Linked DNA regions of Homo sapiens: region 2 is linked to region 1. Evidence: read pairs that join two places in POLR2A ChIA-PET (ENCODE). Cell type or tissue: GM12878. All regions are shown on one strand. Each heading gives the region's core, and the rest is flanking DNA. Links, peaks and the distances in the headings are about the cores only.

Region 1 (11,670 bases), core at 1,848-9,847:
CAGTGAGCCGAGATCACACCACTGCACTGCAGCCTGGGTGACTGAGTGAGACTCTGTCTCAAAACAACAACAATAACAACAACAACAAAAACAAGTGGCATAGTCTGGGCATGGTGGCTCAAGCCTGTAATCCCAGCACTTTGGGAGGCCGAGTCAGGCGGATCACCTGAGGTCACGAGTTCAAGACCAGGCTGACCAATATGGTGAAACCCCATCTCTACTAAAAATACAAAAATTAGCCGGGTGTGGTGGCAGGCGCCTGTAGTCCCAGCTACACCGGAGGCTGAGGCAGGAGAATCGCTTGAACCCTGGAGGTGGAGGTTGCAGTGAGCCGAGATTGCACCACTGCACTCCAGACAGAGCGAGACTCCGCCTCAAAACGAAATAAAACAAAACAAAAAAACAAGTGGCATATACATATAAAACGGAAAAACACAAGTTCACAACAAACTGTTTTTAGGAGAAAAAAGAGTATTGGATTGAAAAGCTCTTGAAAGGAATCCATACTTCACATATAAGCTCTAGACTTTGTGGCTTCTTGTAAAGTAACATTTTGTACTGCAAAGACCAACAATCCATCTACAATTGCCAAAACATTACTGAACAACGTTTGCTTTACGACATTGGGTAATTTATAGCAAAGAAGGGAGCTTGATATCATTTTCCCTTGACGCCTTAGGTCAACATATTCAGGAATTGGATAACAAGATGGATGACCATCTCCTAGAACAAATAAAGCTAGCAAAGTATTTTTCATGGCAATTTGAAAAAATGTACAAATATTGCTAACATAGCTATTCTTTTAGTATATGCAATTTGAACACAATGATATGAAGGAATTCTGTATCTTTTAGCTTAATTGTCACAAACACAACTAGCTCTGAATGTATAAAACTATGAAGGTTATATTATCAAAATGTGGTTTGGGGTTAAGTTTTATGTAAGAGTATGTTCTGATGGCTGCAGTTGCAATGACAGGAAAATGTCATCCAGGTTAAGAAGTCTTGGGCTAGATTTTAAATTAATGCACTGCTTCCTTCATTGAGAGAGTTTTACTATGAAAAAAAAGCAGCTTAACTGAACGTTGTGCTGACCAACATGGACAGAATTGTGAATTTTATAAGGTGAATATATTAAATTTGAAATCATTCTCTTTATTATGTGGTAATATGGAAACAGATCATAAACAGCTACTGTTGCATGCCAAATTTAAAGTTTTGTTGAGCATGTTTCATCTATAGGAAGAATTCCTAATTAAGACAAGAAGCCAGTTTAGTACAAATGTGAATTGTACCATCAGACTTGTTTATACTGTAGTTCTGAAGTTAATATTTCCATGCAAGGAAGTAAAGCGACATGTTTTTCAATGGCAAGTAAAGTCTAAGTGCAAACATAAAAGTCAGAAGAACCATTTCTATGAATTGTTATGACATGTTCTTAATTTAATAACATTTATCAACAAAATAAGTGATAATATTGATATTGCATATCTTCACAAGTGCTCATGGGAAAACATTAATAATTTGATAGCATGTTTTGAATTTCGTTTTTTTGTCAGAAGAAGATATATGCAGAGGAAATTCATAGATCTAGAATCCATATTTTCCCATCGAAAGATAATTTAAACTATAAGTTTTAGGATAAAGTTTTGGAACTGGCTACTGATAAAGGATTGAAGATGCATTTTGAAATTACAGCATCGCTTGCTTCCTTTTGTAAAAGTTAAATATAAAACTGTTGAGCTTGTCGGAATTGCTTTAAAATTTCTTCTATTTCTGACATTATACCTCCGTGAGACCAGTTTTCTGGGCTTCTACTGTGAGTATTATTTTAAAAAAAATCAACACAATTTCTTTATACATTATCTCCTAAGTGATGTGGTGTCATAAATAGTTCTCAGATTAGGAAAGTTACCAAGTAAGAAAAGTGCTCATTTGTCACATTATAATCCTTAAAAACGGAAAGACAGGGTGTTTGTTTGAAGGGTGCATATTGGCATTTAATATGGAGAACTGCAATTTCCCTTCTAGCTTTGTACTTAGTTTTAACTGAGGAATGACAAAACGTTATGGGTATACCGTTAAGCCACTACATCAATCACCTTTAGGCACACTTTCAAATGAACAATGTATACAGTTTTTATAAATTTTTCCCTATGTGATATTTGTTCTGATTGTATTCATTAAAATGTAATTTTATGTTTGTCAAATTTAATAAATGTTGGGCTTGTACTTTATATATCTTTTTCTTATTTTTCTAGTAATTTTTTTTTACTGTATTTTACAAAAAAAATTACTCATGTGAATTGCAGATTTTTTTTTAGAAGGTCCTCTTCCACAGGAACTGTGGGTAGCTCTGCTCTGAGCAGGAGTTTGGCACACTTTCTGTAAAGGGTCAGGGATGAGCCATGTGGTCTCTGTCACAGCTGCTCAATTTTGCTGTCACAGCATGAAAAGGGCCACAGACAATAGGTAATTGAGTGGGCATGGCTGTGTTCCAAAAAATAACTCCACTTATAGGCACTGAAATTTGAATTTCCTGTATGTCACAAAATATTGTTTTTCTTTTGATTTTTTTTCACTCATTCTTAGTTTTTTTCACTCATTCTTAGTCCCCGATCTGGACTATGAGGGATACCCATAGTATCTTGGTATCTAGACTACCCAGATACCACTGGCTCTACATGGTGGGGGCAGCCAGTGGATGCACCTTTCCTGGGCACCTACTATGTACCAAAGATGCCGGGTGGTCCTGCCCTCCTGTAGCAGGGTCATATAGGCTGACTGGTCAGCATGCTCACCGGGTCTGTTTCAGCATCTCTCAGGAGGCCCAGGCTGCAGGCTTGGGAGTCATGCAGACTGTGAGATGGCTGCTCTTGTGCACATATGAGTTCCCCCTGCACCTGTTCCCAACAGCCTTCCCAGGAGACTGGGGCGTGGGCATGGGTGGCTTCCACGATTGGGAAACCAGGGGTGATGGAGGCACCAAAAGGGGGTGAGGGGCACCCCTCTGAGGACCCTAGGGAAAGAGCTCACCTGGAGATACCACCAGATAGAATCTGACGGACTTAGAGACAGAGTTGTCAGAAGGGCGGTAGATTCTACACCAGTAATGTCCTGAGTCTTCCTCTCTCAGATCAGTCATGGTGACAGTGAAGAAGCCAGCATCAGGGTCGTCCCAGATTGTGAATCGAGAGGTCCAAGCCATCGTCCTGGGCTTGGAGCTGGTGACTAACCTGATGCACACAAGTGCTGAAGCCTCCTTACACCAGCCTTTCTTCTCGTAGAGACTGCCCGTGGGCGGGTACTGGCATCTCACGGTTAGCGTCTGCCCTGCCACACTTTGAAGTACCTGAGCCTTGGATTGTGCCTGAGAGCCTGGAGAATGATGAAGTAACGCATAGGTCAAGGCCACGCGCACAACCTGCCTCACAGCAGGCCTCTGGCCACAGAGCCACCTGCTCCCTGACCCTGCTGTCCTGACAGTCCCCACCACACCCATCTCCTCTGCTCCCTGGGCTCCTCCTCCCCCTCACCTGGGAACAGCAGCAGCAGCAGTAGCAGTGGGTGTAGGGCTCGCCAGGCCATGTGGTCCTTTTCCTGTGCGCTCATGGGAGGGGACACCTGGAGAAGACTGGGGAGAGGGAATTGGGAGCTGGGCCTGATTCTGCTGCTCTTCCAGCACGTCTGATAGAAAAATGAGACAGGCTGAGGCCTGGGTTGGGGAGATGGGAGACTGCAAAGGGCAGATTCTGTGGGCACAGGGAAGTGGGGATCTCCAGCTGTAGGTGAGTCTGGGTCTGGTGGGCTCGGCGCTGTCTGGCACACAGCTTCCCAGGCCTCTGTAGAAGATGCCTGCTCTCCCCTGTGCCCAGCTGCCCCTCCCCACCATGACCTACCCCTGAGGGAGGAGCTGAAAAGGCCAGGAGGAAACTGTGGGCGAGTTATGGACTGCTTCCCCCTTGCTCCCTCTGTGTGCTGCCTCTCTTCTTTGCAGGGCCCTAGCTTTGCCGCCCTTTCCAGGGAAAGGCAGGCTGAGGGTGGATGACAAACTCAGGGGCACTTGGAACCCTGATCACAAGCCCCAAGCCTCACTGGTCACAGGATGGCCAGGGACGTCATGCCCAGGCCTCCATGGTGGGTCAGTGATGTGCTTCCACTCTGGGAGTTTCGTGGGTGCGGGAAAGGAGAGGGGAGAGGAGGTGGAGATTCAAAACCAGCAAGGGAGGCTAGGGAGGGTCCCTGGCAAAGGTCGGGGAGGGGAGGGTGGGAAGAGCACACGGAGCATGGGATGCATCAGTGGGGTGGGGTAGAGGGAGCCCAGGAACCAGGACCTGGCCTCATCTCTGCATCCTGGACCTCTGCCACTTAAGGACCCTGGAGAAATATTGTTTAATTAAAACATAAACAGATGAAAGACTCTAGCATATTTTTCTTTAGTTAATGTCAGCACTTTGAAGATTCAGTTTTAAAATACGATGCAATTTACAAAGAGAACGAGCTAATATATCTTAGGACTGGTAGAGACACTGTGTGTAATTGCAGTTGCACCACTGGGGGCTCTGCTGGACTGGCGATCTGCTGCCGGGAGCTCTGTGAACAGAGGTAATAACTGAGACGGGAATTGGAACTTGTCAAGTGGACTCGATTCCAAGTCCACTGCTTTGCCTGCCCCTGGACTCCTGCTCTCCACTCCATCTCAGTACACTGCCCTTCTCCTTACAGTAGGAGTATGCAGAGACTGAGAATGGGAAAGGCAGAGGGGTATGCAAAAGGAGGACACAGTAGGGCTATCAGATGTTGGCGCCCAAGGGCCCAAGGTGGGAAAGCAGGCTGGAGCTCCAGAGCTAGAAGACAGCTCAGGGAGCGATGCCCGCCACTCACTCACACAAGCATTATTTACAAAGCATTCTCATGCACACTTTCTCAAGACCCTCAGCAGGTTCGCGAGGGAGACATTACTTCTCTTTTTCACAGATGTGAGAACTGAGGCCCAGATATGGTCAGCCACCTGCTCAGAGTCACACAGGACCAGAACAGGCCTCCTGACTTCGGTCTGGAGCCTTCCGGCTGGTCTGGTTGAAATGCGACCCACAGACATGACAGGAAACCAGGGGTGAGAAAGAGGCTCCCACTGAATTGCACACACAGGCGGAGGTGAGCTTTTAGGGGGTTTCCTCGCCGACAGTGGGGCCCAGCTTCTCCCTGAACATAATTACATACCAAATCAGGGTGGGGGCATCCTCCCGAGGGGGAGGAAGGCGGCCCTGTCCTCAGATGGCACCGAGGCACGTCACCGTGTGTGTGTGTGTGTGTGTGTGTGTGTGTGTGTGTGTGTCAGCAACTGTGTTCCCATGCTGACTTTCCCCTTCTCTGACCCCTGCTGACTCTAAGTGACAGCTCCTTCTTGTAGCTTACAAGAGCACCCCTTGCTATGTGCCACTAGCTGTGTGTCTCTTCAGCCTGCAGCCAGCTCTGTATCGTTCTCTGCTGTGTCAGAGTGTGTCGTCTCTCCCCAGGGGACAGGAGCTCTCAAAGCGGGGAATCTGCCCCTCTCTCTGTGTTGTGGCTTCCCCACCTGTGTGAGTGGGGTGGGCACCCTCCACATAGACTTGGGGCCTTGAGCACCCTAGGGGGAGGCCCCTGCTGGAACCATCTGCACGCTCAGCTTCCTCTGGCATCTGGGACCTGGGGGCAGGGAAGCCTGGGCTTAGGCAGCCCCTCATCCAGGCTGGGACTGGCCCTGCTCCCTGGGGACCCACAACAGCCCTTGTCACAAGTTGAATTTCTGCAGGAGGGACTGGGGCAGGTAGCTGTGGTGGGATCTGGGGCCCTTTCAGAAGTCTCTTGAAGAGCTAGGGATAGTGCCTCCCCCTTGGCACGATCAGAGCAGGGCACAGCAAAGTCCTGTCAAAGAGCCTGGGGTTCTGGGGGATTCTGGGTTCCCTGCCCACCCTCTGAGAAGGTCCCTCAGAGAACTTGGGAACCTCAGCAACCTCCTCTCCCAAACTCATTGTCACACACACTCACAGGAACCCAGAGAAGGAGCTGGGAGAGCTGGAGACTTCATGTACTTGCTTTTCTAGCAAGGCCCAGTCTAGCCTGCAACAGTGGCTCCGAGCCTGGGTAGGTCCATGGGAAGGGAGGGCTGGCCTCTGATGCAGAAATGGGGAAAGCAGGGAGCCGTAGAGGTCTGGAGGTGATCCCCAAAACGCAGCACAGGGCTAAGCTAGGCTGGGCAGGGGTGAAGGGGTAGCTGTAAATTTCCCCCATGATAGAACCAGAAGTAGCAGGGACAAAAGGGAATTTCTCTCAGTGCTGATTTCACAACTGAGGGAGATGAGGTCCAGAGAAGGCAAGTAGCCTTTCCACAGTCACTCAGCTATTTCAGGGCCAAACCAGGACTAGCACCCAGGCCTCCTCTCTCCTGACCTGGTGCTCCTCCTGGGCTCAGAGATTCTCCATGGGCACTTCCTTACTCTTCATCCAGGCTTGCCTTTTGCAGATCCAAGGAGTCTTCTCCCTGAACCCCAACAAGTCTGCTTATACCTCTGACCCCAATGGCTCTCTGCCCCAGCTCCAGCAGGATCCTTCAGTCATCAATTGCCCTGACAGGGTTATTCCTGCTCCCATGACAATGGTCCCATAACAATGGCCCTTCCTGGTCCCAGGATGCCAGGTTCAAAGCATCTGGTCTCAGAGCAGCTTTTTCCCTGCCAGAGAGGTCAGAGGGACCTGAGCTACTGCCCACACAAGGCTGCAGTCTGGGCGCACAGCTCCCTCACAGGAAGTTCAGGGTGGGTCAGGCACAGAACCAGGCTTCCACCCTAAGCACCCTGCGGGAGGCCTGGGCTCAGGGAGTGCAGGAAGCAGCCATCTCCCCAGCTGGGTTCTCCCTGCTTCTTCTCCTTCCTTACTCCATGGAACCAACCCCATCCTCCAACCCCCTCACCCCGTTCAGCCGCCCCCAGGGCCCCGGTCTCTGTGCTGCCTGGTGCTGTCAGCCCTTCATGTGCTCCCGAGCTGCAGGCTGGAGCAGGGGGAGTATGGCTGGGTTTGGCCTGGGGCCAGAGAGGAGGAGCGAAATGGAGCACAGTGGGGACAGCTGTGCTGGTAAAGGTGGTCAGCCTCAGAAGATGAGACAAAAATCAGGGGTAGGGTTAGAAAATTATGTTTAACATCGATTTCAATATCCTTTGGCCGTCATCTCTGTTTGCTCATTTGCTTATTACAGGCCAATCAAGATCCTTGCCTTTAAACTCTCAGGCCCTCACCCAAGTGCACCCACACTCACACAGACACTCACTCCCTCCTTCAGCACTCCCTCCTTCAGCAGACCACTCTGCTCCATAGAAACCAGCCCCAAGTTAGGGGGTGACAGAGCTGGAGAAGGGCAGTCCTGGAGAGGAGCAGGGCCAGGCGGTGCACACACTTCACGAACACCCTGGGGGCAGCAGCTATGGAGGTCTCTGAAGGCTTCAGCTCAGCACAGGCCGAGGGGCGATGCTCAGCTCTTGCCACTCTGGGACAGCTGAGATAATGAGTAAGGAAGGGGCCATCCAGTGCCTGCAGAAGACACCTACCAGTACCTAAATCCCTGCTGTGGTGGGACCCTCCCACATTGCTGTCCCCAGCCCCTCTGGAACACTCCCTGTGCATCTGATCCAACGCCCCAAACAGGGGAGACCAAACCCAGTTCAGCCTCTTTGCCCAACCTGAGAATCTTCCTCCTCCATGATCTCCCCTCTTGCTTTAATTTCCCTAAATCACTCAGTCACCACCACGGCCAGCTCCGGCTCCCCTCTGTCCCCGCTCTGTTCTGCCAAGTTCAGGCTGCCCAGCTCAAACACGTATCTGCACATCTGCCCTTAGCTGACTCCTCCCTTCAGCCTCCACCTTCTCAGGGGCTCCTGTGGACAGCTCCTGGGGGAATTCTCCCTGTGCAGCATCTTGACAGGGCCCCAGCCCTTACTCTCTCCGAAGCCTACTGGAGATCACTCTGCAGGGAATGCATTGCAGGTTCCACAAGGCCTGGCCCGGTGTGGTATCCCATCTCTGCCACCTCCATTTCAAATGCACTTCTGCAAGCCAAGAGAAGGCCCTACTGTCTGGAAAAGTAGGCCTTCTTCCTTCTGTGCTTAGATTCTAACGGGGAACATGGAGGGAAGAAAGGGTCGGTGTGGCCCACTGGACCCCCTGGCATTCTCTCTTCCAGCCCCCTATCTTTGTAAATGGAAGAAAATAAATAAATAAAAAAAAGATAAATCCAAGTTAAACAAGAAAAGTGGCCACCGATACGTTTGATTTCCGAGTGTTAAAAACAAAATAAGAAAAATTAGAATGTCAGAAGTAGAAGCCTCAACAGCTCAAAATACCAACATGAGAATATTCCCTCAATTCATCTATGCATTAATACTATTTGACAATCAAGTATCTCATACATTTGAGAAAAATTAATAGCATGAAGGTAAACCATCAATACAAGCACACAGAACACCTGAATTTAGAATTAATGTCAATAATTCATGAAATGGATGAGCAACTTTCAATAATTGAAATAAACATTCTCAGAGATATTTGCAAGAATGTCTTATCTCCTTATTCATCAGATATTTACAGATTAAAACAAATTGCAATATTTATTCATTAATTTGACAAATATTTTAAAAGCTTGTCCTACTCTCTTGGCAAGGGTGTGGAGAAGTGGGTGTTATGTTCAAAGTGGGAATAGAAACTGTTCAGCATTTCTGAATGCAAATAATAAGGATCTAAGATGTTTAATATGTGCATTCCTTGACTTGTCAATTCCATTTCAAGGATTCACCCATCCTTGAGAAATACACACACAGGCACAAAAGGAGATTTACAAAGACGCTCATCACTGATTGTTTATAATAATGATCTCCACAGGGGAATTAATAACATAACTTCTGGTCCACGTCTTCTATACAGCACCATGTAAAGGTTAAAAAAGAATACAGCTTGTGTGCAAATGTAGCTAGATCTCCAAACATCTTGTTAAATTTAATAATTGCTGCAGAATGACATGTATGGTATAATCCCACTTATATACAGTAAACTGAACTCAAAATGGTTTGTCTGTGCACATAAACCTCTTATCTGTACAAACACAGAAATTTTCTGTTTGTGAAAAGCTATACATCAAACTAATAATAGCAGTCTTTTGGGGCAATAACTATGATGAATGTTGGGGAAGAAGTGGTGAAGGGAACTTTATCTGTAGTCTGTTGCAATGTTTGTTCCTTTACCCAGCTTTAGTAAGGTATAACTGACCAATAAAAATTGTATATTTTTAGTGTATTACAAGATGCTTGGATATATGTATACATGGTGGAATGATTAAATCACGCTGATTTAACATATCCATCACCTCACATACTTATCTTTTTTTGTGGTGTAAACATTTAAGATCTACTCTCTTAGTCCTTTTTTTTTTTTTTTGAGACGGAGTCTCGCTCTGTCGCTCAGGCTGGAGTGCAGTGGCGTGATCTCAGCTCACTGCAAGCTCTGCCTCCCGGGTTCACACCATTCTCCCGCCTCAGCCTCCTGAGTAGCTTGGACTACAGGGCCTGCCACCATGCCTGGCTAATTTTGTTTTTGTATTTTTAGCAGTTTTGTTTTTGTATTTTTAGTAGAAACGGGGTTTCACTGTGTTAGCCGGGAGGGTCTCGATCTCCTGACCTCATGATCCGCCCGCCTCAGCCTCCCAAAGTGCTGGGATTACAGGTGTGAGCCACCGTGCCTGGCCCTCTCTTAGTACTTTACAAGTACACAATATATTATTATTAACTGTAGTCACCACGCTGTATAATAGATCTCCAGAACTTATTCATCCTGTCTAACTGAAACTTTGTACACTTCGACCAACATCTGCAATGTTTGTTTTTAATAAAAAGTCTTTATATATATATACATATATATGTTGATTGTGTAATGAATATAATATTTAAAATATTGTATTAAAAAGCGTTTTATTTTTATTTTTTGAGATGGAGTCTCGCTCTGTTGCCCAGGTGGGAGTTCAGTGACACGATCTCGGTTCACCGCAACCTCCGCCTCCTGGGTTCAAATGATTCTCCTGCTTCAGCCTCCTGAGAAGCTGGGATTAGAGGCGCCCGCCACCACACCTGGCTAATTTTTGTATTTTTGGTAGAGACGGGGTTTCACCATGTTGGCCAGACTGGTCTTGAACTCCTGACTTCAAGTGATCTGCCCACTTGGCCTCCCAAAGTGCTGAGATTACAGGCGTGAGCCACTGTGCCTGGCCAAAAAGGGAGGTGGAATGAAAAAAATGGGCAAAGCAGAGGACCCAGTGACTTTGGATCCTGGGGCCAACATTGGTGGGGCATGTGGGTGGTGGCCCCAGGACAGGTCATGAACCATGGCTTTCCTGTGCCTAAGGTAAGGGGCTTCTCCGAAAGACTCTGAGGCAATACACTTGGAAATGAAAGTGTAAGGGAATAAGTGAGAACACAATATACAGGAGATGAGCCTGCAGAGAGGGTAATTAAACAAACTTGCCACTAGGCAATGTGGGCAGGAGAAGAGCTGCTGAAGACTGCTAGGGGAGCTAGTAAAGGAGTGATCAACAGTCTGTTGGGTTCTGGCACAGCCAAGGTCCTGGGGCTGCAGGCAAGTCTGCAGAAAGGGTCCCACAGTGGAGCAGAAGGGTCATTGCCAGGCTCTGTTCAGCCCCTGGGGACATTTCCCCAAGACCCTCTAGGGCCACTGACCTGAGTCTGGGCTTGTCCAGCTGCCTTCAGACGCATCCTGTGCTTTCCAGCGGCCCTTGTCATTGCTGTTTGTGGGATCCAAGGTAGGGGCTGCCTCCAAGCATTTGTCATGGGGACTCCAGGGCAGACCAGTGCCTGTGTGGCAAGGTACATTCATCTTAGGCCAATTCATCCAGCCCATCTACCCAGAGCCATTAGGAGTGCACCTAGGACGCAGGCTGAAGTGAATCTCAATCCCATCATTTGCAATATGGAGACACAGCATCTGTCCCACAGAATCCTTGTGAGCATCACACGAGATATTGTATGTAAAAGCTTGGTGCGTAATAGACATGAGTTACTATTGCTAAAAGTAAAAGAATTCTAGCTTATTTTTATTGTAAAAATATTTGTTTCAGCACTGTATAGATCTATTAAGAGAACTACAATATCTTTAATGTGATTTATCCTTAAAGGGGTCTCGACAATTGAAAAATAAGATCTAGGCAGCAAGTGGGACATGTCAGACTCGTATTTCTTCTGGTTCCTGAAATTGTCCTCACAGCAGAAGAGGACGGTCTGTTCTTTAGTGGAATATCAGCCCCACACGTGCACACCCTGAGTTGTAGATTTCAAGGCATCTAACTCACAAACTAGTGTTGTAAAGACCTTGGACTCTTGAGATACACACACTGTTTGGGTTCCTGCTCTGCCTCTTTGGGGCTCTGACATTTTTAAGCAAACTGCTAAACCTCTAAAAGTCTCAGTTTCCTTCTTTCTTGAATGGGTATTAGTGAACCCCTAATATAATTGTTCTGGGAATAAATGAGTAAACACTTCACAATATTTATAGAAGTGCCTTTTATATGCTATCTCCCCAATTAATGTCTGTCATTAATAATCAACACCCACAAAATCAAGTTTGCTTGACTTTTGAT
Region 2 (11,670 bases), core at 2,155-10,154, 390 kb before region 1:
CGCCACCCTCTGAGCCTCCATCTAGTTCCACAGCATCTGCAGCCTTGGACTATCTCTCTCTCTCCTGCTCTTTGTCTCCCCTTCTCTCCTTCCTCTTTATTTCCTTCTCTGCCACCTTCCTTCTTTTGATGTGTTCAAAGGATGACCAGGGCCCACCCCACCAGTACCTTTCTCACAGTCAGCCTCCAAGTCCTGCTGTCAGGGGCCCAGAGGAATGGTCCACGGTAGGGTGAGGTGGCTGCGAAGGTGCCCAGCCTGACGCAACCCCCTACCCATGGCCAGGAAGGGGTGTGTGGTGGCTGGGACATCCTGGGCGGGGTGGCGGGTGAAAGAGGCTATGGTAGTCGGCTCCTGTGGGTTGAGGGGCAGCCAGCAGCCTGGGCCAACTGGGGGAAGGGACCCTCCCTAGACAGCCCCAAGCATTATCACTACTCCAGACCTGTGCCTAACTATAGGTTGTCATCCACTTCTTTGGATCTAATTATAGTGTTTTGCGAAACTAGGTATGGGAAGAAAATACTGTATCTATTTACTTATATCTCATTCTTTTCTTTCTTTTAAAATTGTGAAATATAGCATAGTTGCTTAAAAAGCATAAACATACACATATAATGTAGTAAATAATTATAAAAGTGAACCCCTGGCTGGGTGCGGTGGCTCACGCCTGTAATCCCAGCACTTTGTGAGGCTAAGGCAGGCAGATCACGAGGTCAGGGGTTTGAGACCAGCCTGGCCAACATGGTGAAACCCCATCTCTACTAAAAATACAAAAATTATCCAGGTGTTGTGGCACGCACCTGTAATTCCAGCTTGGGAGGCTAAGGCAGGAGAATCGCTTGAACCTGGGAGGTGGAGGTTGCAGTGAGCCAAGATCGTATCAATGCACTCCAGCCTGGGTGACAGAGCAAGACTCCATCTAAAGAAAAAAAAAAGTGAACCCCTAGGCAACCATCACCCAGGTGAATAAACAACAGAATGTAGCTTGTACGCCAAAATCAACTCATGTGCCCTCCACCCCCAGAGGTAATCACTATCCTGACTGTACGATAATCAGCTCCTTGCCTCTTTTATTATGTAACCACCTATGTCTGCATCCCTTAGCTGAGTTTAGTTTTGCCTGACTCTGAATTTAATACAGATGGAATGGCGCTGGACATGTTCTTTTACGTCAGGCTTTTCCCACCCAACAGTGTATTTGTGAGAGTCACTTATGTTGTGTATAGCCGTAGTCTGTTAATTTTCTTTCTTTTCTTTTTATTATTTATTTATTTTTGAGATGGAGTCTGCTCTGTTGCCCAGGCTGGAGTGCAGTGGCGCGATCTCAGCTCACTGCAACCTCCACCTCCCCAGCTCAAGCGATTCTCCTACCTCGGCCTCCCAAAGTGCCAGGATTGCAGGCGTGAGCCGCCGGGCCTGGCCTTTAATGTATATTTCAACTTCAGTAAATATTTTATTAAGTGGTTGTACTACTTTACTCCTTGCTAGTGGCCCACAGAGTTCCTGTTGCTCCTTAGCCTTATCAACACTTGGTCTTGTTAGTTTAATTTCTGCCATGATGGTGAGTGTGTAACATGTCTCATCCTGGTGTATTGCATTTTCATTCTCATTTTAAAAATATATAATTTTGGGGTATGTTTGCTGACATCTATAATATATTCATGCATCGGGGTATATATAAGCAATTTACAAGGAAAGAAGCATATATTGAGAGTGCTCAAAAGTTTTTACTGATAGGAATATATGATCAAAACGGTTGAAAGATCAGGGTAATATTGAATGCCAGGAAGGGGGTTGGCATGTAGCTTGGGAGTTGGAAGGTGATATTGGTCTTGTGGGGAGACCCCCTAAGTGGCAGTGCCTGCTGGGGCTAAGAAGCCTCTTCCCAGAGGGTACTGAACCACAGAGTACCCATCACCCTTCAGGCCCTCTTGCCTAGCACATCTGGTGGGGGAGAGGGGGAGACTCTCAGGCTAGAGCCCTCAGCAGGTGTACCGTTCAATTTGGAATTGGCAGGTGCCCATCTTTTAGGTGCTTCTAGGGCAGTAGTTCTCCACTAGGGGTGATTTTGTCCCCCTAGGGGACATTTGCCAATGTCTGATGATATTGGCCAGGGATACCACTAAACATCTTAAAATGCACAGGACAGCCCCTGTAACTAATTACCTGGCCCTGAGTGTCTGGTGTTGAGGTTGAGAAACTCTGATCTAGGAAAAGAGCCAGGAAACAGATTTGCCATAAACTTGCTGCATGGCCTCGAGGAAGTCACTTAAGTGATTTGAGCCTCAGCCTCCTTGGAATCTGAAAAACGGATAGCAAGCGTTGCTGCCCTTCCCCTTCATGGGGCTCTTGTCAGGATGGGGGAGATGGTGAATGTGCAGGCATTTTGGGGGAGGCGTCCCTGCAAAGGGGCCTTGTGGCTGTTGCGTTCCAGTAGAGCCAGGCCTTTTCAGCACTGGCCCTTCTTCCTTGACTGTGTTCCCTGTCCACCAAGCTGGAGGCATCAGGTGACCGCTGTGAACCTCAGTCCTGGTTCGTGCTGCTGCAGGGGCTGTGAGGCGCTTCCCCCACAGTCCCTGCGGGCCCCAGCCTTTTGATGAGGGCTGCAGAAATGAGGGGTTCTCTGGGAGCCTTGGGGCCCAGGACAAAAACATTTCCAACTTTGTCCTTAGCTGGATGGGAGTCCAAGGTTGTGGGGGTGATAAGAGGTATTTATCATGTTCCTTATCTGAGGCCCCATTGCAGGTCTCGGGCGGCAAGGGGCGGGAGCCAGAGGTCCTCCCTGGGGGCTCTGCACACCCAGGCCTGGCTCCTACTCATCCTTTGTGTCCTTCCAGAATTTGCCAGCCCAGGGAGGCCCAGGGTTGGACCAGAGTCTGGGTCCATCCTCCCTGGGCCTCTCTGGCCTCACTGTTCTGGGCTTCCCTCACATTGCTGGCATCTCCTGCCTTCTCCAGGAGCCACGGCCTGCCTCATCTCCTCTCTGCTGCCCGCTTCCTTCCTGAAACCTGCACTCACGAAAGGGCCCAGTAAACTCATCCACCCTGAGACGCAGACGACCGATAATAGCTTAACCTTTCTTAATACAGGGTATTTGCTTATCAACGATGGGAATCCCTTGGCCACCAGAAAGAAGCACTAAGTGAAATCTCTGCCCAGTCTCTTTGGCAGGCTGCTAAAAAAGTGCTGGGGGGCTGAGGAACCACTGAACTTGCATGTGTATCAAGAACAGTTTCTGCACAAGTGAAAAGTGTGCGGTGGTGTGGATCTTCCCGGAGCTGCCCAGGGCTCTGCTTGATCTCAGGCTCCATTTCAAGGTGGGCTGTAGTACGGCCTCGACCTGGGTGTCTGGAGGCCCTGGGAAGGCCCAAGGCCAAGACTGCAGGTGTATGGCCAGTCAGGAAGATGGTGAGCTGTGGGGCTTCTGGCTAGAAGGACACATGTCTCTAGGAAGCGGGGCTGGGGTTAGGGTTAGGCCCACCCTGGACCTGGTGGGATTGGGACTCTGGCGAAATTCTTGCTGCTCTGTGTCTCTCCATCTGCCTAGGGCCCTCTGAGGTCAGGCTGGGGTCAGGGCGGCCATGAGAGGCCTCCTGTGGGAGGACCAAGGAGCGCTGTGGGCGCCTGGAGCCGGGCGGGTGAGATTGAAGCAGTCTGTGTTGGGTAGGCTGCGGTGTGGGACTGTGCCGTCGGGGCGCAGTTCCCTCTGTGCTGTGAGTAATCCTCGGCCGCATTTGCAGCTCCCAGGGGATTGTGCAACTTCCTCTCCAGCTGAGGTGCAGGGGGCTGGGTGAGAAACAGCAGCCGCCGGGGAAATGAGGAAACTGAGCCCGGCCCTGGGGCTGGGGTGCGGCCCTGGGCTCCGGCCCCTGGAGGAGCTGAGCATTCCAGGGGCCTCCTTCCAGGGGGCTGCCCTCTCGAAGGTATGAGAGCACACGCGTGCATGTGTGTGAGTGTGTGCATGTGTGTGAGCATGTGTGTGAATGTGTGTCCATGTGTGTTAGCCTGTGTGCATCTGTGTGAGTGTATGTGCATGCGTGTGGTGTCTTTGGGGAGGTGGGTGGGTAGGGATGAGGCCCCTCAGGCTGCACTGGCATTGGGATGTCTTTGGGGAGGGGTGGGGGTCTCTGAGCATGGCCAAGGCTGGGGTGAGGGAAAGAATGGGGAAGAAGGTGGCCAAGCTCTGGAGTGCAGGTTGGACAGCGTGGGAAATCAGGAGTCAGCCAGAGTTGTGCTTCAGTTTCCTCATCTCTCCAGGCTTATTTCAAGGGTCGAGTGAGAAGGTCATGGGCAGGATGGGCTTAGCATGTCACTGGCCAGGCCACAGTGAATACCCATTTACATTAGGGGCTGGGAGCATATGCTCTACATCCACCTGCTTGAATCCTGGCCCTGTCGTTTTGCAGTTTCATGATGCTGGCAAGTTATCCTCCTCTGCTTCCTCATCTGTAACATGGAGATGACAGTTATAGTGCCCACCTTGTGAGTTCTGAAGAGTAAAAGACTTTACTCACATAAAGTGCTCAGAATAGAGCCAGCCTCCCACTAAGTGCCTGCACAGGTTAACACTTCACCAGGACATAGCATGTTTGTGTGCAGATGGCAAAAAACTGCCCAGGGCTCCTGACGATCATTTTTGATGGTGGAAGTTTGAGCTGGAACTGAGATTGATAGTAAGAGCTCATGTTTACCTGGCCTTATTCCATGTCAGGTACTGTGCCCAGTGATTCATCTGTACCAGCCCCTTCACCCTCAGTCACCCCATGAGGGGGATGCTGCTATCATTCCCATTTTGCAGATGGGGACATGTAGGCCCAGGGGCTAGAGTGACTTGCTCCAGGGCAGCTATATCAGTGAGGGAGAATGGCAGAATGGTCCACTCAGCCCACAGGTGGGCCCCTCACCCACACCCCTGCCCCTTTTCTGGGTTCCAATAGAAGTATGGGAGAGGAGGAGGATGGAGGGTCTGCTGGGAGGGGTGTGAGGGCTGGCCTTGCAGCCTGTGGGCTCTGGCCAGGGAGCCCTTTCTTTTCTCTGTGCCATCCCCAATTAAGTAATCAAAGTAACCCACAGCTATAAAGAGTTAAATTAATATAGCGAATGGAGCCAGGTGCGGTGGCTCACGCCTGTAATCCCAGCACTTTGGGAGGCCGAGGTGGGCGGGTCCCCTGAGGTCAGGAGTTTGAGACCAGCCTGGCCAACATGGTGAAACCCCGTCCCTACTAAAATACAAAAAATTAGCTGGGCATGGTGGCATGTGCCTGTAATCCCAGCTACTTGGGTGGCTGAAGCAGGAGAATCGCTTGAACCCAGGAGGCGAAGGGGTTCAATGAGCCTACATTGCACCACTGCACTCCAGCCTGAACGACGGAGGGAGACTCTGCCTTAATAATAATAATAATAATATAAGGAATGGTTTATTAGTAGTTGGAGTTGGAAGAGACTTCCTAGGAGAGTGAGCTCCCTGCCAGGGTGTAGTCTTGAGAGAGCAGTTGAAGGCCACTCATCTGTGGGCATGAGGGTGCAGTGGTTCTGAATCTGGCTTCAGATTCACACAGGCCTGGTTTTCAGCTCTGTCTGAGCCAGTTACTGTTTGGCCTCAGGCCTCAGTTTCACCACATTTAAAATGGGGGTGATAGCAGTTCCTATCTCCTAGGGTGATGGTGAGGATGAAATAAGACACCATAGTAAAATGCTTAGCACAGGTCTGGCCTGGAGTAAGTGTCTGACAGATGGATGCCATTATTAGGCGCCTGTTGTAGAGAGGGCCACGCGCCAGGCAGATAGTTGGGCTGCACAGATACTTTTGGAGGGAGGTTTTTCAAATTGTGGATCAGGGCCACTAATTGGACCCTAATTCAGCCATGAAATCAGTTTGGTGGGTCTCCATGAATTTTTTTTTAATGAAAAAGAAGAGACTAGAAAATATTCAAGTGTATTGCTCAGTATCAGTAAGCATTGTTGTGTAGAACATGTTTCGTGTGTGTGTGTGTGTGTGTGTGTGTGTGTGTATGTGTGCCTAGTGTCAAATAAAGTATATTTTTCTGTGAGCCATGGTCCAAAACTTTGGTGCCACTGCATTAGAGATTCTGTCCCTCCTGTGCCATGTTTATAGAGCACCTACTGAATATAAGGCGCAGCAGCAGTGCTATGGCCAGGGTGCCTGTCCTCAGCAAACCTCATGGTCTGACTGGAGAATCAGGGCCCAGTTCTTAGCAAGGTGGTTACCAAGACTGTGGGTCAGCAGAGGAGGGAGCAGAGTGGTCAGAGAGGGATTCCTGGGTGATGACCCTGTGTCAGGTGGGGACGATGAGAGGGGGTGATGCCTGGGGTGAATGGTTGGCCTGGGTCCTGGGGGCTGGGGCTGGGGGCTGGAGAGCTACCTGGAAAGGTGGGAGGCTGCCGTCAGTGGAAGGCTGCAGGGTCAGGCCTGGCAGGAGCTGCCCATGCTTGCTGGAGCAGGGGGTTGGGTGGAGGTTGGGGTCTCAGGATTATTCAAGAACATTACATTTATTGTGTACTTTATTTCTATGATTATTACATTGTAATATATGATGGAATAATTATATATGGGTGAGGGCTGTGCCAGTCTCCCTGGCTGGGGTGGGGTGGGGTAGAGAAGGACTCGGCCTTACTGATGCCCCCTCCCCCAGCTTGCAGGATCTGTAGTCACTATGGGTGAGACCCACGTGGGCCTGGCCTGCAACCTGGCTCTCAGCTTGAGCCCTATCCAGAAGCCAGAAGACTTCCCACTATTTAGATCCCTGCCCTGGGAAGTGCTTGGCCTAGTCAGGACCTCAGTTTCTCCATCTGTAAAGGAGGCACACTGTCTCCTGAGCGGCCAGCCTCCTGGGTGGTGATGCCCATCTTGTGACCTATTGTGGATGAACCGGCTGCAGGAAGTATGAAGAGCTCTGGGTGGGTTATGATTGTCGTCTTTAAGGCTGGGAGGACTGGGGAAGGTCATGAGGACATCAGCTGCCTGTCTGGAGAGCCCCTGGCCTCCCTACCCTGTGACCTAGGGCAGTGGGAGGAGAAGCCTGTGACCCATGGCAGGCTGGGGATATCCCCAGCTTTGAGTGCAGGCAGCCCAGTAGGGGCCTCAGATGATGAGACCCAGATCTGGCCTAAATCTGGGAACCCCCAACCTCTAAAGCTCCACTCTTCATTGAGTACCCCAGGAGTCCCAGCTTAAGGGGCTGTGGTGGCAGGTGGAGAGGCAGTAACCTAGGACTGATTGGCAGGGGCCAGTTTTCAGGAGGCTGTGGGTGGCTTCCAACCCACTGAGCACAGAGCCCAGAGGCTCAGGCATGAGCTCCCACAGTAGAATGTGGTGTTTAATGACAGGTCACATATATTGGCACTCCTGTGTGCCAGCGCTGTGCTAAGCACTTTTATATATTTGCAAACTTTATACAACAACCGAATGCAGGTCTTTTTATTATCCCATTTTACAGGGATAATAAAATGGGCCTCAGGAAGCTGAGGCCCAGAGAGGTTAAATCTCTCACCCAAGGTTACCTAGCTAGTAAATGGGAGAGCTGGCCTGAGGGCCTGAGTTCTGGATTCGGGATACTAGAGTTCAAATCTGGGTAGTGCCACTTTCTAGCTGTGGGTCCTCAAACAGTGACTGAATCTCTCTGACCATTGGTTTCTTCCTCTGTGCCTTCCTCAAAGGGTTGTTGTGAGAGCTATGTGAGATAAAGACTGAGAAGTACATAGTACACAATAAGGGCCGAATAAATGGGACCTGCCACATGACCTGCATGCCAGTAACTGCCGTGTGACCCTGGGCCGGGTGTCTGGCCTCCTAGGTCTCAGTCTCCTCAGTTGTGTGACACAGGGCACTGACCCCTTCCTTGCTCCTCTCAATAGGGTTGTTGAAGATGTTGGATGGGTCCTGAAGGAGACCTTCAGTGAAATAGAAGTGGTAGACCAGCGGTCCCCAACCTTTTTGGCACCAGGGACTGGTTTCGTGGAAGACAGTTTTTCCATGGATGGATGGCAGGGGAGGGTTTCAGGATCATTCAAGAGCATTACATTTATTGTGCACTTTATTTCTATTATTATTACATTGTAATATATGATGAAATAATTATACAACTCACCATAATGTACAATTGGTGGGAGCCCTGAGCTTGTTTTCCTGCCACTAGACGGTCCCATCTGGGGGTGATGGGAGACAGTGACAGGTCATCAGGCATTAGATTCTCCTAAGGAGCATGCAACCTAGATCCCTCACATGCACAATGCACAATAGGGTTTGCACTCCTATAAGAATCCAGTGCCACTGCTGATCTGACAGGAGGTGGAGCTCAGGTGGTAATGTGAGCAATGGGGAGTGGCTGCAAATATAGATGAAGCTTCGCTCACCTGCCTGCCTGCCCACCACTCACCTCCTGCTGTGTGGTCTGGTTCCTAACCGGCCATGGATTAGTATGGGTCTGTGGCCTGGGGACTGGGGACCCCTGTGCTAGACTACTTGAATCTCCAGAGCTGTCAGGAATTCTTTAGGGTTTGCAGCCAACCGCAGGTCCCAACGGATTGTGTTTGGGCCTGCTTCAGGCTTTCATGTTTCCTGTTGGCCCCTGCAGGCATTTGAGTTGGTGGCTCCAAATCTATTCCAGGGTTTCCCAAGATGTTTTCTGTGGAAAGGTTTAGAGGTCAAGCAGGCACAGGAGACTGTAAGTCAAAGAAAAAAAAAAAAAGAAAAATAGGGGTTGGGGGAATGGGGAGATGATAGTCAAAGGGTACAAAACCTCAAACAGGGGGCATAAGTTTTTTCCTTGAGATGTATTGTACGGCATGGTGAATATAGTAAATAGTAATTATTGTATATTTCAAAATCATTTAAGAGTTAATTTTAAATGTTCTAGGCTGGGTGTGGTGGCTCATGCTTGTAATACCAACACTTTGGGAGACTGAGGCGGGAGACTTCAGCCTAGGAGTTCAAGACCAGCCTGGGCAACATGGTGAAACCTGTTACTACAAACAAAAAAATACAAAAATTATCCGGGTGTGATGATGCATGCCTGTAGTCCCAGCTATGGGAGAGGCTGAGGTGGGACGATCAATTGAGCCTGGGAGGTTGAGGCTGCAGTGCGCTGTGATCATTCCACTGCACTCTAGCCTGGGTGACAGAGCGAGACCCTGTCTCCAAAAACAAACAAACAAACAAAATAAAACAACAAAAAAAAACACCCCCAAAATTCAAATGTTCTTACCACCCAAAATGACAAGTATTTGAGGTGATGTATATGTTAATTAACTTGATTTAATTATTCCACATGGTGCTCATAAATCATAGCATCACCTTGTACTCCATAAATATATACAACTACACAAAACCCCAAATGGTTTTCTTTGCTGTAGGGCTTGTCAGAGCCTGTGATATGCTAATTTTTGTTGTACATCTCCAATATGTGGTCATGATATATACTCTAGGGTATCTCAAAGGCCTGGTGTTTAAAGCCCCATTTTCCAGATAGAGAAACTAAGACCTGGAATGAAACTTAGGAAGGGATTTTCCCAGGTTATGCAGTTACCTGTTACAGAGCTAGGGCCAGACTCCTTGCTCCTGACTCCATGGCCAGTGCTCTGCCCAGGATACCTCTTCCTCTTCCTTCTTCCTTTGTCCTCAGAGAAGTGTTGTGTGTGCTGCTGTTTCCTCCTGAGAGCTCCTTACCTTTTTCTGGCCCCCTCCTGCTTGCTCCCAGCATTAGAGGGTGTCTGTTTCCTTCTGGGCATTGCTATGAGATGGAGCTATGCCTAGTTTATGGCTGCTGGGAGATCCTTCTCAGACTAATAGATGGCAATAAGGCTTCATCCCAGCTGCAGGGCCCCTAGCAAGTTAATTCCATTTCCTGAGCCTCATTCTCCTCAGTTGTGTAATGAAACTCATCATCTTGTCTGTCTTCTGGAGTTTTTGAGAAGTTCAGCTCTGATATCATACATGAACGTGCTCTACTAATTTTCAATCCATATGCAGATATCCATGAGTCTGACAGTTCTTATAATTTCTGGGGGCAGTGAGGACATGGGAAAAGGAGGCCCTGGCTGTGGGAGCTAGCATGGTTGGGGCCCTAAAGTTCTGATCCCCTCCCCCGGCCACAGTTGATGTCTGCTTTTCAGTGTACTGCTGCCTCTCTCTGCTCTCAGTTCCCCTGAACATGTCTGAAGTGGGCCGGTCTAGCTGACTCGAGGGACCCATGTCACAGGTGAGACATGAAATGAAGCACGATTTTCGAGCTGGGGGGCCCTATTTTCCTAGTTTCCTGCTGGGAGTTGGTGTTAGAGTGGGGAAACAACTCAAGTGACTTGGTGCCTCAGTACAGCTCTGCCTGGAGCAGGGAGTTCCCACCAGCTTCTGCCCAGTCCTTTGATGCCCCCACCCTTCATGGAGGGTGGCCGGTCACCTGGCTTGTGATGTAGGGTGCACGCGGGCATGCCGATGCCTCCATCAACACAGCAGTTAGGTTCGAAATGCTCCAGGTCCTCTGCTAGCTGTGGGGGACTCTGAGTGATGGGCCAGGGGGTAGGCCAGGCTGGGTTGTGAGGTGGGAGGAGGTGGTGGCTCCCTGTCAGAGAGTGTCCTCTCCTGGAGGGCTGTTTGCCCAAGTTATTCTTAGCACAGACTCATTATAGAGTCTATTTTTAGCCCTGTTTCTAAGTGTTGCCAACATCTGGTGCAGCCAGCACTAAAGGGGGTGGGGGTGGCAGGGGCTACTCCTTTGGACATTTCTGGGGACTGGAGCCTCTGGCAGGAGAGCAAGGACAGAATCTTCTACTTCCTGCACCTGCCACAGCTTGAAGCTTGGCATGCAGTAGGTGTCCTATTCATGCTTGTGCGTTGATTGCTCTCCCAGGATCTCATCCTTCCAGCTCTAGCTCCTGTGAGTGGGTGGGTGGTGGGGATGGTGTTACCACAGCTGGAGAGGATGAGCTGAAGGTGCTCATCAGATAGGTTTCCCACATCCACCCCTCAGGGGTCCAGTTGGCCTCAGACCCCTGCAGAGAGGCCTCAGAGGAGGGAGGCAAGCCCCAAACTATGGTGCTTGTGACAGCTACCGCTGAAGGAGGAGCCAGCAGACATTATAGGGAGGGGGTGTACCACTGGGGTGAGACTGCCTGGGGTTGAATCCTAGCTCGGCTCTTTCCTAGCTGTGTAAACTTGGGCAACTCATCAACCTCTGTATGCCTCAGTTTCCTCCTCTGTGAGATGGAGATGGGAGTGTAGTGTTGTGAGGATTAAGTAAGATAATACTGTATGAACTGCCTAAATAGAAAGTGCTGTATAATAGAGAGGTGGTGGTATTAGTAGCAGTGGTAGTGCTATATTACTGAGAAGCTCCGTATGTGACATCCTGTTGGGGTGAGTTGGGTAGGAGACCTCTCAGCTTTTCTTTGAGTGAGATGAGGCTTGCAGTGGGGCTCAGAGGAAGTTGTTATAGCCAGGCACCACGACAGTGGTGATGTCTGCAAGGCTGCAGTGGGGGTCAAGAGCTATGTGCTGGGTTGGAATCTGGGCTTTGCCACTCACAGGTTGGGTGACCTTGGATGAGTCACTTAATCTTCCTGAACGCCCACTTCTTTATATACAAGAAAGAAATGATAATACCTGGGTCATAGGCGTGATGTACGTGGAGCTTTTTGCCCTGTACTGGGAGCATGGGA

Evidence for each region. Peaks named below come from ENCODE experiments on the same cell type or tissue, not always from the same donor. Only the 100,000 strongest peaks of a DNase experiment are listed, where the experiment ranks them.
Region 2: POLR2A ChIA-PET joins it to region 1 with 13 read pairs; 3 of 35 experiments call an interaction of 5 or more read pairs at or near these places.

What each region holds. Positions count from the first base shown.
Region 1 is chr6:41,327,794-41,339,463 of GRCh38, reverse strand. NCR2 (natural cytotoxicity triggering receptor 2) reads right to left here and starts at 3,856. Exons shown (of 5, transcript NM_004828.4): 1 at 3,536-3,856; 2 at 3,036-3,377. The coding sequence starts at 3,587. RefSeq lists an enhancer at 5,109-5,238. In GM12878, for the core only: a CTCF peak has its summit at 4,573; a DNase peak (open chromatin) is centred at 5,193; H3K27ac peaks cover 2,501 bases.
Region 2 is chr6:41,715,711-41,727,380 of GRCh38, reverse strand. All of the region lies in intron 1 of TFEB (transcription factor EB), which reads left to right. Among named protein-coding and RNA genes, the nearest start is that of MIR10398, 12 kb to the left of the region's middle. RefSeq lists enhancers at 2,934-3,073, 3,404-3,493, 3,735-4,277, 10,489-10,548, 10,789-10,888 and 1 more. In GM12878, for the core only: no CTCF peak of the experiment used is centred there; a DNase peak (open chromatin) is centred at 3,710; H3K4me3 peaks cover 7,271 bases; H3K27ac peaks cover 7,542 bases.